Regions from separate parts of the Homo sapiens genome. Here all the other regions are linked to region 1. Evidence: chromatin contacts called from ENCODE Hi-C or POLR2A ChIA-PET data. All regions are on one chromosome and are shown on one strand. Each heading gives the region's core, a stretch centred on a gene start or an enhancer-like site at or near the end of the contact. The rest is flanking DNA. Distances are from core to core; before and after follow the strand shown.

The links. A loop is a pair of places that touch in the nucleus more often than their neighbours do. ChIA-PET counts read pairs that join two places held with the same protein, here RNA polymerase II (POLR2A). Pooled maps may share reads with other maps.
Region 2: a loop to region 1 is called in a map of CD4-positive, alpha-beta T cell, with 10 times the contacts of the local background. The contact joins the enhancer-like site here to the promoter of BRK1 in region 1. A Hi-C loop is called at or near these places in 24 of 168 maps with a recorded cell type or tissue (B cell, CD4-positive, alpha-beta T cell, CD4-positive, alpha-beta memory T cell and 20 more), 36 of 37 single-sample maps with no recorded cell type and 29 of 50 pooled maps. POLR2A ChIA-PET finds 5 or more read pairs at or near these places in 20 of 52 experiments (A673, CD8-positive, alpha-beta memory T cell, GM10248 and 16 more).
Region 3: a loop to region 1 is called in a pooled map, with 3 times the contacts of the local background. The contact joins the enhancer-like site here to the promoter of BRK1 in region 1. A Hi-C loop is called at or near these places in 3 of 168 maps with a recorded cell type or tissue (B cell, endothelial cell of umbilical vein and naive thymus-derived CD4-positive, alpha-beta T cell), 6 of 37 single-sample maps with no recorded cell type and 15 of 50 pooled maps. POLR2A ChIA-PET finds 5 or more read pairs at or near these places in 18 of 52 experiments (A673, B cell, GM10248 and 12 more).

The regions. Positions count from the first base shown.
Region 1 is chr3:10,113,476-10,117,597 of GRCh38, forward strand. BRK1 (BRICK1 subunit of SCAR/WAVE actin nucleating complex) reads left to right here and starts at 2,200. Exons shown (of 3, transcript NM_018462.5): 1 at 2,200-2,344. The coding sequence starts at 2,227. RefSeq lists enhancers at 2,008-2,297, 2,748-2,797.
Region 2 is chr3:10,223,623-10,227,744 of GRCh38, forward strand. It overlaps IRAK2 (interleukin 1 receptor associated kinase 2), which reads left to right. Exons shown (of 13, transcript NM_001570.4): 10 at 2,749-2,811. Among named protein-coding and RNA genes, the nearest start is that of TATDN2, 23 kb to the right of the region's middle. RefSeq lists enhancers at 1,682-2,464, 2,640-2,689 and a silencer at 2,803-3,097. Within about 2 kb of position 1,794, at least 13 of the 41 ENCODE cell types and tissues checked have a DNase peak (open chromatin) inside an H3K27ac peak, as active enhancers do; they include CD4-positive, alpha-beta T cell, CD8-positive, alpha-beta T cell, GM12878 and 5 more, where a contact is called at or near this core.
Region 3 is chr3:10,179,516-10,183,637 of GRCh38, forward strand. The region is part of intron 2 of IRAK2 (interleukin 1 receptor associated kinase 2); the gene reads left to right. Among named protein-coding and RNA genes, the nearest start is that of IRAK2, 17 kb to the left of the region's middle. Within about 2 kb of position 2,141, at least 3 of the 41 ENCODE cell types and tissues checked have a DNase peak (open chromatin) inside an H3K27ac peak, as active enhancers do; they include B cell and OCI-LY7, where a contact is called at or near this core.

The DNA of each region.
Region 1 (4,122 bases), core at 950-3,449:
CACTCTGTCACCCAGGCTTGAGTGCAAGAGTGCAATCACTGCTCACTACAGCCTTGACCTCCCTCGGCTCAGGTGATCCTCCCACTTCAGCCTCCCAAGTAGCTGGGATTACAGGCACATGCCACCATGCCTAATTTTTCTATTTTTTGCAGAGACAGGGTTTCACTGTGTTGGCCAGGCTGGTCTCGAACTCCTGGCCCCAAGCAATACGCCCGCCTTAGGCTCCCAAAGTGCTGGGATTAACAGATGTGAGCCACACACCCAGCCACTGAGCCACATTTTTTCTTTTTAATAAAAAGCATTTACTGGCCGGGCACAGTGGCTCACACCTGTAATCCCAACACTTTGGGAGGCTGAGGCAGGTAGATCATCTGAGGTCAGGAGTTTGAGACCAGCCTGACCAACATGGTGAAACCCCATCTCTGGTAAAAAAAAAAAAAAATTAGCTGTGTGTGGTGGTGTGCGCCTGTAGTCCCAGCTACCTGAGAAGCTGAGGCAGAATTGCTTGAACCCGGGAGGCAGAGGTTGCAGTGAGCCGAGATCGAGCCACTGCACTCCAGCCAGAGCAACAGAACAAGACTGTCTCAAAAAAAAGAGCATTTACTGCATGCCAGATTGTAAGTATTCCCTGAAATGAGAATAAAGTTGTTCATATTCCACTACCTTAGCAAAGCAGATAGTGACTTTTTTTGTAGATCCTTCTTGTCCTCAAACATACATTTTTCCATAGTTGCAATTAAAGAAAAATGTGGGCCAGGCAGGGTGGCTCATGTCTGTAATCCCAGCACTTTGGGAGGCCGAGGTGGGCAGATCACTTGAGGTCAGGAGTTGGAGACCAGCCTGACCAACATGCTGAAACCCCGTCTCTACTAAAAAATACAAAAAATAGCCAGGTGTGGTAGCGGGCACCTGTAATCCCAGCTACTTGGGAGGCTGAGGCAGGAGAATCACTTGAACCCGGGAGGCAGAGGTCACAGTGAGCCAAGATCGTGCCATTGCACTCCAGTCTGGGCATTAACAGAGAAACTCTGTCTTAAAAAAAAAAAGTAAGAAAAGGAAGGAAGGAAGGGAGGGAGGGAGGGTATTTTGTTTTTCCCCTCAATTTATTGTATGTGTTTTCATGTTGCTTGTGTTCATAATTAGCATTTAAATGACTGCATAATAGGCCGGGCATGGTGGCTCATGCGTATAATCCCAGCACTTTGGGAGGCCGAGGTGGGTAGATCACCTGTCAGTTCGAGACCAGCCTGGCCAACATGGTGAAACCCCGTGTCTACAAAAAATACACAAATTAGCCAGGCGTGGTGACGTGAGCCTGTAGTCCCAACTACACCAGAGGCTGAGGCTGGAGGATAGCTTGAGCCCAGGAGTTCAAGCCCAGGAGTTCGAGGCTGCAGTGAGCCATGATCATGCCATTGCATTCCAGCCTGGGCGACAGTAAGACCTTGTCTCAGGCTGGGCGAGGTGGCTCACACCTGTAATCCCAGCACTTTGGGAGGCCGAGGCGGGCGGATTGCCTGAAGTCAGGAGTTCGAGACCAGTCTGGCCAACATGGTGAAACACCATCTCAACTAAAAATACAAAAAAATTAGCCGGGCGTGGTGGTGTGCGCCTGTAATTCCAGCTACTCGGGAGGTTGAGGCAGGAGAATAGCTTGAACCTGGGAGGCGGAGGTTGCAGTGAGCCGAGATCACACCACTGCACTCCAGCCTGGGCGACAGAGCAAGACTCCGTCTCAAAAAAACAAAAAACAAGAAAAAACCTTGTCTCAAAAAACAACACAAAAACACAAATTTCCTTCTGAAAGGGACTGTTCCAGTTTGCAGTGTGCCCAGCTATTTATGACCATATTATTTTTTAGACTCCGTCTAAAAAAAAAAAAGACTTGTATTTAATGTGATTTAATCGACTGTGCCCATCTCACTGCGGACACTGAGTGCGCAACCTGAGCCTGGAGCAGTTGAGGGAGACGGCAAGACCCCACGCGCCGTGTAACGACCATAACGCGCGTGCACTACAACCTCGCCGCCGGCGTCCAGGCTTCTGTGTTCTATAGCGTGGGAGTAGAGAGCAAACGCCGGCGAGGACGTGACGTTGCACAGGCCTATCATAGTGCCCGAGAATTCGTGGGTGCTCAAGAGGATGGGTGTGGCCTGGCAGCGCAGGCGCACTAGAGGCCTGTAGGGTCGGGGCGCCTGCGCAGTCGCTCTTCCTCAGGCGGCGGCCATGGCGGGACAGGAGGATCCGGTGCAGCGGGAGATTCACCAGGACTGGGCTAACCGGGAGTACATTGAGATAATCACCAGCAGCATCAAGAAAATCGCAGACTTTCTCAACTCGTTCGGTCAGCGGGCCAGCAAGGGGAGGCGGGGAGGAGGGAGGCCGCTGAGGTGGTTGGGCTGGGGCGCCGGGGAGATGCTTTGAGAGGACTCCCGCAGCCTTCGGCTGTTGCGGGTTTTCACTTCCTCCTTCAGGTCCCACCTTCTCCCTCCCGCCCTGACCCTCAGGCTCCCGTAGACAGTCTCTGTAGGGTTATCCTGCCCTACGCTGAGCTCATGGCTTCCTGCCATCCCTCTGGATCCATTCTACAAGTCCTTCTCCTAGACGCGTCAGGCAGCCCCATCCTCGCTCCGTGGTTCTTCTCCTAAGTGGTCTCCCTGCCTCCTTTGTACTCTGCATCCATTCCGGTCCCCACTTTGCACTCAAAGTGAGCATCCGGGACCGTGTCACTCCTCTGTTTCAAGACTGTTGACCGTTCCCCATCTTCAGGATCTGGTCGATACCCTCTAGCGTCGTGCCTTTTAGTTGGACCCGTTGTCAACCACTCCCGTCTTGTCCATTCCTTCCTGTTTCCTGTGTCTGCTGCGGTGAGAGTGGTGGGAGATGAGGTCAGAGGGATGCCAGGATCTTGTAGGACCTTGGAAGTCCTCTCTGTATTGCTAGTATATATAGCTTATGGTAGGTGTTCTGTCTGCTTCTAGCCCATTCCTCAGAGCTAACACAGGTCGGGTGCCTTCAGCAGAAAGATATCTTTACCAGAATCTTTCCTAGGCATGGCCTGCTTGTGACAGCCTTAAATTCTTCCTTATGAACAGCAAGCAAAGCAATCGAGATTCCTACCCCTTCTTCTCCAAGTGTTTAACAGAACTTGGCACTGGTTAGACTTTCTTGTGTAATTACAGGATATAGGGACTAGTGTACTTTGGAAAGATTTTTAAATGAATGATTCTCTAACTAAAGGACTGATGGCCTTAGGAGTACAAAGGTGACAGAGCAAGAGATTGTCAGAAAGCATCAGCGAGAGATGCTAGAGCTCCATATGAGGCCCTCTCTTAAGGCATAGTGGGAGACACAGAATAAGAACCACTTCCTACATTCAAAGAAGTTCTAATCTTGAAGATGAAATAATGACAACTTCAGGACAAAGAAGAGCATCATTTTTGTATTAAAGTATTTTCATACAGGGTGTTTAGGACTATAATCGTGGCTGAGTTCAATGGCTTATGTCTGTAATCCCAGCACTTTGGGAGGCCAAGGTGGGAGGATTGCTTGAGCCCAGGAGTTCAAGACCAGCCTGAGCAACATGACCAGATCCTATCTCTACAAAACAACGACAACAAAAAAATTAGTTGGGCATGGTCATGCACACCTGTTGTCCCAGCTACTCGGGAGGCTGAGACAGGAGGATCACTTGAGCCCTGAAGGCAGTGAGCCATGTTCATGCCACTGCACTCCAGCCTAGGCGACTGACTGAAAATTGAAAAGCCTAAGCTTAGGATTTGCAAAGGAGAAATGTCCCTTTTCTTGCTTTATAGGCAAGGAGATATCAGCTTGGATATTTTTATGTCTAATTTGTAAGAGTCACATTTTATGATCAGATAGAGAGTAAAGACTTTATTTGGGCTTTTCAACAAATTCTTTTTTTTTTTTTTTTTTTTGAGACAGGGTCTCACTCTAGCCCAGGCTGGAGTGCAGTGGCGTGATCTCAGCTCACTGCAACCTCTTCCTCCTGGATTCAAATGATTCTCATGCCCCCGCCTCCTGAGTAGCTAGGATTACAGGTGTGCACCACCACACCTGGCTGATTTTTGTGCTTTTAAAAATAGAGGCAGGTTTTGGCCA
Region 2 (4,122 bases), core at 544-3,043, 110 kb after region 1:
TGGTACTTGTGAATTCACCAGAGAGGGGTATGCAGTGTTTCCCAAGCTCATTTGACTATGGAACCTTGTGTTCTCAGAATATCTGTCCTTGTCAGTGTTCCATGGAACCCAGTCTGGGAAATGCTGGCTGAGAAGAGTAACAGTCAGGTTGGCTTCAGCCAAGTGCATACAGCTGCCCCTTGGGCCTCACCCTCTTTTCTTCTCTAGCCTTGAACTCTGTACTTCCTCTCTCTGACCACAGTCTCCTGTCTGTCTACCTCTGCTACCAGAACCGTGGCCCTGAGTCACCTCTGCCCTCAGCCAGAACCCCAGATTCTGCACCTCCGTGTCTCCCAGCTGGTTCCTCTGCCTCCCTCAGCCCCACTGCAAGTTGTTCAGTGAAGCTCAGCAGGGCTAGTCCAGGCTCCTTCTCCTTTAAGAACCAGGGGGATGGGCAGGGAGTGGTGGCACATGCCTAAAATCTCAGTACTTTGGGAGGCCGATGTGGGCAGATCACCTGAGGTCAGGAGTTCAAGACCAACCTGGCCAACATGGTGAAACCCCGGCTCTACTAAAAATACAAAAATTAGCTGAGTGTGGTGGCATGTGCCTGTAATCGCAGCTACCTGGGAGGCTGAGTCAGGAGAATCACTTGAACCTGGGAGGCAGAGGTTGCAGTAAGCCGAGATCGCGCCATTGCACTCCAGCCTGGGCAACAGAGCAAGATTCTGTCTCAAAAAAAAAAAAAAAGAAAAAAAAGAACCAGGGGGATAGAACCCCTAGGCCCGGCTCAGTTACTTTCAGCTGTGTGACTTACACCTAGCACTTCTGTCTCTGGGCCTCAGTTAAGCCTTCTGTAAGATGGGGCTAACGATACACATGGAGATGAATGGGATAATGTATATAAGCAGGTGAGCATGGCACCCTGCACCCTGCACCTACCAAGAATATTATGATGACTGTGGTTATTGTTATTCCCACCTTTACACCCTCCTTCTGATATCTGTTTACTCTTGACCTTCTAACTGGTGTGTTAGCGTCACAGATGACTTCCTCATCCATCCATTCACCCTCCCACCTATCCATCTATTCATCCACCCATGCACCCACCCTCCCACCCACATACCCATCCATCCATCCATCCATCCATCCATCCATCCATCCATCCATCCATCCATCTACCACCCATCCATCCATTCATTCATTGAATGCCTCCTGGCTCCTGCCACCCTTTTGCTCAGCCCTGCCTCTGGTTGACTGATAACGCTTTTGAACTTTGATTCCTCCTGTGGGGATCACAGTGCATTGCTCAGTGTTTTTTGGTGAGTGCTCAGTGACCTCTATAAAGGACTTGGCTCAGAGCCTGCTCTGTGAAAGGGGCACAGGAAGTCTTTGTTTATTCATTTCCCCTTGTTCTGTCCCTTCCTGGCAGGGACCTGTCAGGAGTCCCTTTTCAATTGGCTCCTGTCCCACTTGCAGCAGTGATGCCCTCTGCTGCCCTTTTCTGGTCACTGCCAGTCTGTTATTAATCCTGGGTGGTTTAAAACCTTTATCCTTTCCTTCCTCCAGGCTTGGAGGGATTCTTGGCTATAAATGTGACCCTATTCTGACTTGCTTTGAGAGATGCTGTGGGAGAGAGGTTCCACACTAAGTGTGGGGTCTTCACACCTTTAATATTCACAACTGCTAGTCCCCATTTAACAGATGAGGACACTGAGGCTCAGGTTTTAGTTACTTGCCTAAAGATCACCTGAGCATATAAGGAACAGAGTCAGAATTTGAACTCAGGCCTGACTGTAGAGCCCTTAGCCATCATAGCATTGTCTCTACTGAGAAACCCTGTTCAAAGCAGTTTCCTGTTTATGAAGACATATATCATGGTTTGCCAATTTTGTGGTGACTTACACGTATACAGGGTTGTGCTCCTTCTGCGAGTGGATGCGCTAATGAATAAATAATGTTAGTAAAGGCCTGTGAGTGAAACATGCTATGGATGCTGCAAGATTTGTCTAGAATAGATACCTGCCTGCATGCAGAGTCTTTCCTTCCCTGAGATTCACAGAGCAATGCCTGCTTGCCATAGCTGAAGGTTTTTTGGTGTTTTTTTTTTTTTTTGAGACGGAGTCTTGCTCTGTCGCCCAGGCTGGAGTGCAGTGGTGCGATCTCAGTTCACTGCAAGATCCACCTCCCAGGTTCACGCCATTCTCCTGCCTCAGCCTCCCAAGCACCTGGGACTACAGGCACCCGCCACCGCGCCTGGCTCATTTTTTTGTATCTTTAGTAGAGACGGGGTTTCGCTGTGTTAGCCAGGATGGTCTCGATCTCCTGACCACGTGATCCGCCCACCTCAGCCTCCCAAAGTGCTGGGATTACAGGCATGATCCACCGTGCCCAGCCAGCTGAAGGATTTTTAAATGAAACAATCTTTAAAAAATAGTGTATATATACGTGTGTGTGTATCTATATTTATCTATACCTATATATATCTTATGGTAATACATATAAACACACACACACATGAATTTTTGAAAACCATCTTCTCTGCCTGGCTATCAATTAATTACAACCTTCCACTGGCAGCTTGGTGGCATCTTTAATTGGAGGAGGTGTTTAGTGATATTCCCATGTTCCAGATTTTGGGCAGGTGTGTCTGCTGGCAATGGCAGAGCTGCACCTGGAGCTCAGAACTGAGAAGAGAAGACAGAATCTGCTGCCTGGCTGTGTGCACGAGCGTCTGAACCATGCTAACTCACGTTCTGTTCTCTCCAGGTGTTGGCCGAGGTCCTCACGGGCATCCCTGCAATGGATAACAACCGAAGCCCGGTTTACCTGGTAAGGGAACTTGTCACATCTGGCTGGGAGGTATATTTGGGCCTCACAGCTCTGTAGAGAGGGCAACGACCTCAATTCTAGCTAGTTTTACACATGCAAATGAGGCCCGGTACAAGGTTGCATTTGCATCCCCACAAAGCAGCTTTAACCTCCCATCCCCACCTGCCAGCCAACCATTGCTTTTTCATGATAATAGCATCTGGGGCTTGGTGCGGTGGCTCATGCCTGTGATCACAGCCTTTGGGAGACTGATGTGGGTGGATCATTTGAGACCAGGAGTTCAAGACCAGCCTGGCCAACATGGTGAAACCCTGTCTCTATTAAAAAAAAAGAAAAGAAAAAACTTACAAAAAACCCCCAACATTATCCAGGTGTGGTCGCATGTGCCTGTAATCCCAGCTACTCGGGAGGCTGAGGCAGGAGAATCACTTGAACCTGGGAGGCAGAGGTTGCAGTGAACCAAGATTATGCCACTGCACTCCAGCCTGGGTGACAGAGCGAGACTCCATCTCAAAAAAAAAAAAAAAAAAAAGATTTTGGAATGTTTATAGAAAGCACTTGTATAAAAGAGAAAGCACTTCTCTATATATCAGGCAATTCATTAGGGATTTTCCTCAAATTGATAAAAGTTAATTTCAGCCCTTTTAAACAAGTTTCTATAATAAAAACAATTTCCATTTTGTAGGCCAAAGATCTGATATACACAGTCATTTAAAAAATATAACAACCTGGCTGGGTGTGGTGGCTCACACCTCTAATCCCAGCACTTTGGAGGAGGCCAAGGCGGGCGGATCACTTGAGGCTGGGAGTTCGAGACCAGCCTGGGCAACATGGCGAAACCCTGTCTCTACTAAAAATACAAAAATTAGCCAAGCGTAGTGGCACACACCTGTAATCCCAGCTACTTGGGAGGCTGAGGCAGGAGAATCGCTTGAACCCAGGAGACAGAGGTTGCGGTGAGCCAAGATTGCACCACTGCACTCCAGCCTGGGTGACAGAGTGAGACCCTCTCTCAAAAAAGAATAAAAATATAACAACCTAGCCTGACTTTGTGTTAAATACTTTCCATACATTATCTACCTAAATCATCTCAATTTTTCCATGATAGAGTCATTATATTCATCTGCAGATGAGGAAAGCTGGCTCTGAGTTTGGCCTAGGATCTCAGTTGGAATTACCAAGTGTCAGAGCTGGAATTCTGAGTCAGATCTCCCTGAGCCGACATCATGAGTTTTTTTTTTGTTTTTGTTTTTGAGACGGAGTCTTGCTCTGTCGCCCAGGCTGCAGTGCAGTGGTGCAATCTCGGCTCAC
Region 3 (4,122 bases), core at 891-3,390, 66 kb after region 1:
CTCTGCCTCCTGGGTTCAAGTGATTCTCCTGCCTCAGCTTCCTGAGTAGCTGGGACCACAGATACCCACCACCATGCCCGGCTAATTTTTGTATTTTTAGTATAGACGGGGTTTCACTGTGTTGGCCAAGCTGGTCTCAAACTCCTGACCTCAAATGATCCACCTGCCTTGGCCTTCCAAAGTGCTGGGATTATAGGTGTGAGCCACCGTGCCCAGTCAACTTTTTGTAGTTTTAGTAGAGACAGGGTTTCACTATGTTGACCAGGCTGATCTCCAACTTCCAACCTCAGGTGATCTGCCCACCTTGGCCTCCCAAAGTGCTGGGATTACAGGTGTGAGCCACCATGCCCAGCCATTTTTCTATTCTGTATAGTGTCATGATACACTTAGATGTATAGAGCCTGTTTTGCACACATGTAAGTGTAGCCATGGGATGGCTTTCTATTATAGTATTGGAATGTCTGGGTTGAAGGTTTTTGCATTTTAAGTGTTGATTGATATTTAGTATTAACAAATTACCCTCCTCTGAGAGAACAGGATCATGTGTGATGGGGACATATTTAGCTGGTAATACCTCCCTACCCTGAAGGGTGGCTGTGAAGTCGAAGAGAATAAGTGCCTGATGTTCAGCTGGTGCTCAGCAGAAGGCAGTGGGGATGGGGGGTCTGGTTACCCCCACCCCTCCTCACATCCCCAAAGAGACCCCCTCAGCGTAGGGCAGGGAGCCAGTCTTCTGCATGTACTTAACTGAGCACCTGCCTGGTTCTGCCCTAGGTTCTGGAATACAGCACAGGCAATGTGACAGGTCCTCCGCCCTCATGAGGACACAGTCTTGTGAGGAGACAGTTAATGCATAGGAAAACTAGTACAGAAATGGGCAGGCAGGATACAGTGACCAGATAGGGGAGCCTCCTAGGACAGGGGGTCAAGGAAGGCCAGTGTGAGGATGTGAACCTAGAGGAATAGGAAGAAGACAGCCACATGACGCATTGGGTAAGAGCTCAGGAGAGAGGGGCCAGCATGTGCAAGGGCCCTGAGGAGCCAGTGGTGGGAGCCCCAGACACCTGGGGAGGAGCTGTCCTGTCTGGGGTTCCTGAGCTGGGAACCACCTGGCTGGACCATCAGACCAGATTCAGCACCTGCCTATCCCTCAGGTCTTCTGGAGTCATTGAGGGCTTCCAGGAGGGGGGACTGGGAGCAAAGGCCTGAGGGTGGGGGCCTAGAGAGTACCACCCTCTGAGATAAACCAGGAGAGCAGGGGATGCTGTGGTGGACGTGCAGGTGGAGAGATCTAGAGCTACAGCCCAGGCTGGGCTTTTGGGGGCATTGTGGGGCAGACCACACCAGTCACGGGGAGGCCAGTGGGGCAGCGAGAACATCTCCTCCCTTCAGCTGGCAAGCAACTTTCCAGGCCCTCCTGTCTGGGGTCGGGAATGGGGCGATCTGGCTACCAATGGGAGTGATGTTCCAGCACAGGACGGTGGCTGGGCCTGCTTCTGCACAGGCTGGACCCTGACTCCTCTGTGTGCCCCCAGCAGCATAGTGGTGGCTCCTCTTGAGTCATGGTCCTCCCCATCCCCTGGACTTCTGTCTCCACCCCTGCTGGCTGCCTCCCTAAGCACACCTTCCTCCTCAGAGTGGAGAGGGTCAGCTAGCTGCCCAGGCCACAGCCTCCCCATTCCTGGAACCCACCTGAAACCCCTCCCTGCCCGGTGCTCCTGAGCCGCTGCCGTTCCTCTCCTTACATTCCCCCTGCGAAAGTTGTCAGAATCAATATGGAGTGACTTTGTGTTAAAAAAAAAAATAACCCTTGGCTGGGCATGGTGGCTCACGCGTGTAATCCCATCACTTTGGGAGGCCGAGGCGGGTAGATCACCTGAGGTCAGGAGTTTGAAACCAGTCAGACCAACATGGTGAAACCCTGTTTCTACTAAAAATACAAAAAAATTAGCTGGGCTCCTGTAGTCCCAGCTACTCATGAGGCTGAGGCAGGAGAATTGCTTGAACCTGGGAGGCGGAGGTTGCAGTGAGGGGAGATTGCACACTGCACTCCAGCCTGGGTGACAGAGCGAGACTCCATTTCAAAAATAAATAACCCTGACAAATAGAACTAGGGAAGGCCATGAAGGGAGGACTGTCATGCATAAATGCCCAACAACAATAACTGTCACGGAAGACTCTACAAAAACCACAACCTTGCATAAAGACCATTGTAACCACACACAAAAAATACTTCTGCGAGGACATCTGCCCAGCAAATGCCTATCCGACCCTGGAGACTGGAATCACTCTTGTTATTCAAGGATAGTTATCTCAAAACAGTTATGTAATCCTCTTCACTTTTCCTTTGAAAAACCTCCCTGGATACACACTTAGTTTACTATGGCACGTGTACTCTCATTCCAATGCCCTATTCCTGAGTAAGCATCATTTTCTTTTTTTTCTTTTTCTTTTCTTTTTTTTTTTTTTTGAGATGGAGTCTTGCTCTGTCACCCAGGCTGGAGTGCAGTGGCGCAATCTTGGCTCACCGCAACCTCTGCCTCCCAGGTTCAAGCGATTCTCTTCCCTCAGCCTCCCAAGTAGCTGGGACTACAGGCACCTGCCACCACACCTGGCTAATTTTTGTATTTTCAGTAGAGACGGGGGTTTCACCATATTGGCCAGGCTGGTCTCGAACTCCTGACCCGAGGTGATCCACCGGCCTTGGCCTCCCAAAGTGCTGGGATTACAGGTGTGAGCCACTGTGCCCAGCTACATCATTTTCTTTTTTTCTTTTTTTTTTTTTGGGACAGAGTCTCACTCTGTCGCCCAGCCTGGAGTGCGGTGGCACGATCTCGGCTCACTGCAAGCTCCGCCTCCCAGGTTCATGCCATTCTCCTGCCTCAGCCTCCCGAGTAGGTGGGACTACAGGTGCCCGCCACCACGCCCGGCTAATTTTTTGTATTTTAGTTAGAGACGGGGTTTCACCTGTTAGCCAGGATGGTCTCGATCTCCTGACCACGTGATCCGCCCGCCTCGGCCTCCCAAAGTGCTGGGATTACAGGCGTGAGCCACTGCGCCCGGCCTTGTATTTTTAGTAGAGATGGGGTTTCGCCATGTTGGCTAGGCTAGTCTCAAACTCCTGACCTCAGGTGATCTGCCCGCCTCAGCCTCCCAAAGTGCTGGGATTACAGGCTGAGCCACTGCGCCAGGCCCTTTATTTTTTTAATTTTAATTTTTTGTTATCTCTATAGTAGTTCAAACAGATGCCCACTAATTTGTTTTTTTTTTTTTGAGACGGAGTCTCTTTCTGTCACTGAGGCTGGAGTGCAGTAGTGCGATCTCAGCTTACTGCAACCTCTGCTTCTGGAGTTCAAGTGGTTCTCCTGCCTCAGCCTCCCAAGTAGCTAGGATTATAGGTGTGCCCCGCTGCATCTGGTTAAGTTTTTGAATTTTTAATAGAGATGGGGTTTCACCATGTTGGCCAGGCTATTCTTGAACTCCTGGCCTCAAGTGATCTGCCCACCTCGGCCTTCCAAAGTGCCAGGATTACAGCCGTGAGCCACCGCGCCTGGCTGGATGCCCACCACCTCTTAAAGGGTGTTAATGATAAATTTGAAGAAAACAGTACTTGAAAGCCCCACACACCAGAAGTCCTGGACATGAAGTGGCTTCCTGAGGGACTTACCTCTCCAGGGGATGTGCCTGGATGTGACTGTGGCCTTTTGAAGGCCATGCTTGAACTCAGTGGTACGACAGGGGCCCACTGGGGGCCATATCCCTGCACAGTCTCTTGAAATGTGAACTGCAGTGGCTGCCTGGTCTGAATGGGTAGAGGGCTGGCTCTGTGGGTCTCTGTTCCTTGATATTTCCTCAGCCTTAGTTGCCAAGGCCGTAGTTATTTAATTTGTCAAACACTGAATACTCTAAGAATTAGAATGGGCCGGGCGCAGTGGCTCAAGCCTGTAATCCCAACACTTTGGGAGGCCGAGGCGGGCAGATCACAAGGTCAGGAGATCGAGACCATCCTGGCTAACACAGTGAAACCCTGCCTCTACTAAAACAAACAAACAAAAATTAGCCTGGCGTGGTTGCGGGTGCCTGTAGTCCCAGCTACTCAGGAGGCTGAGGCAGGAGAGTGGT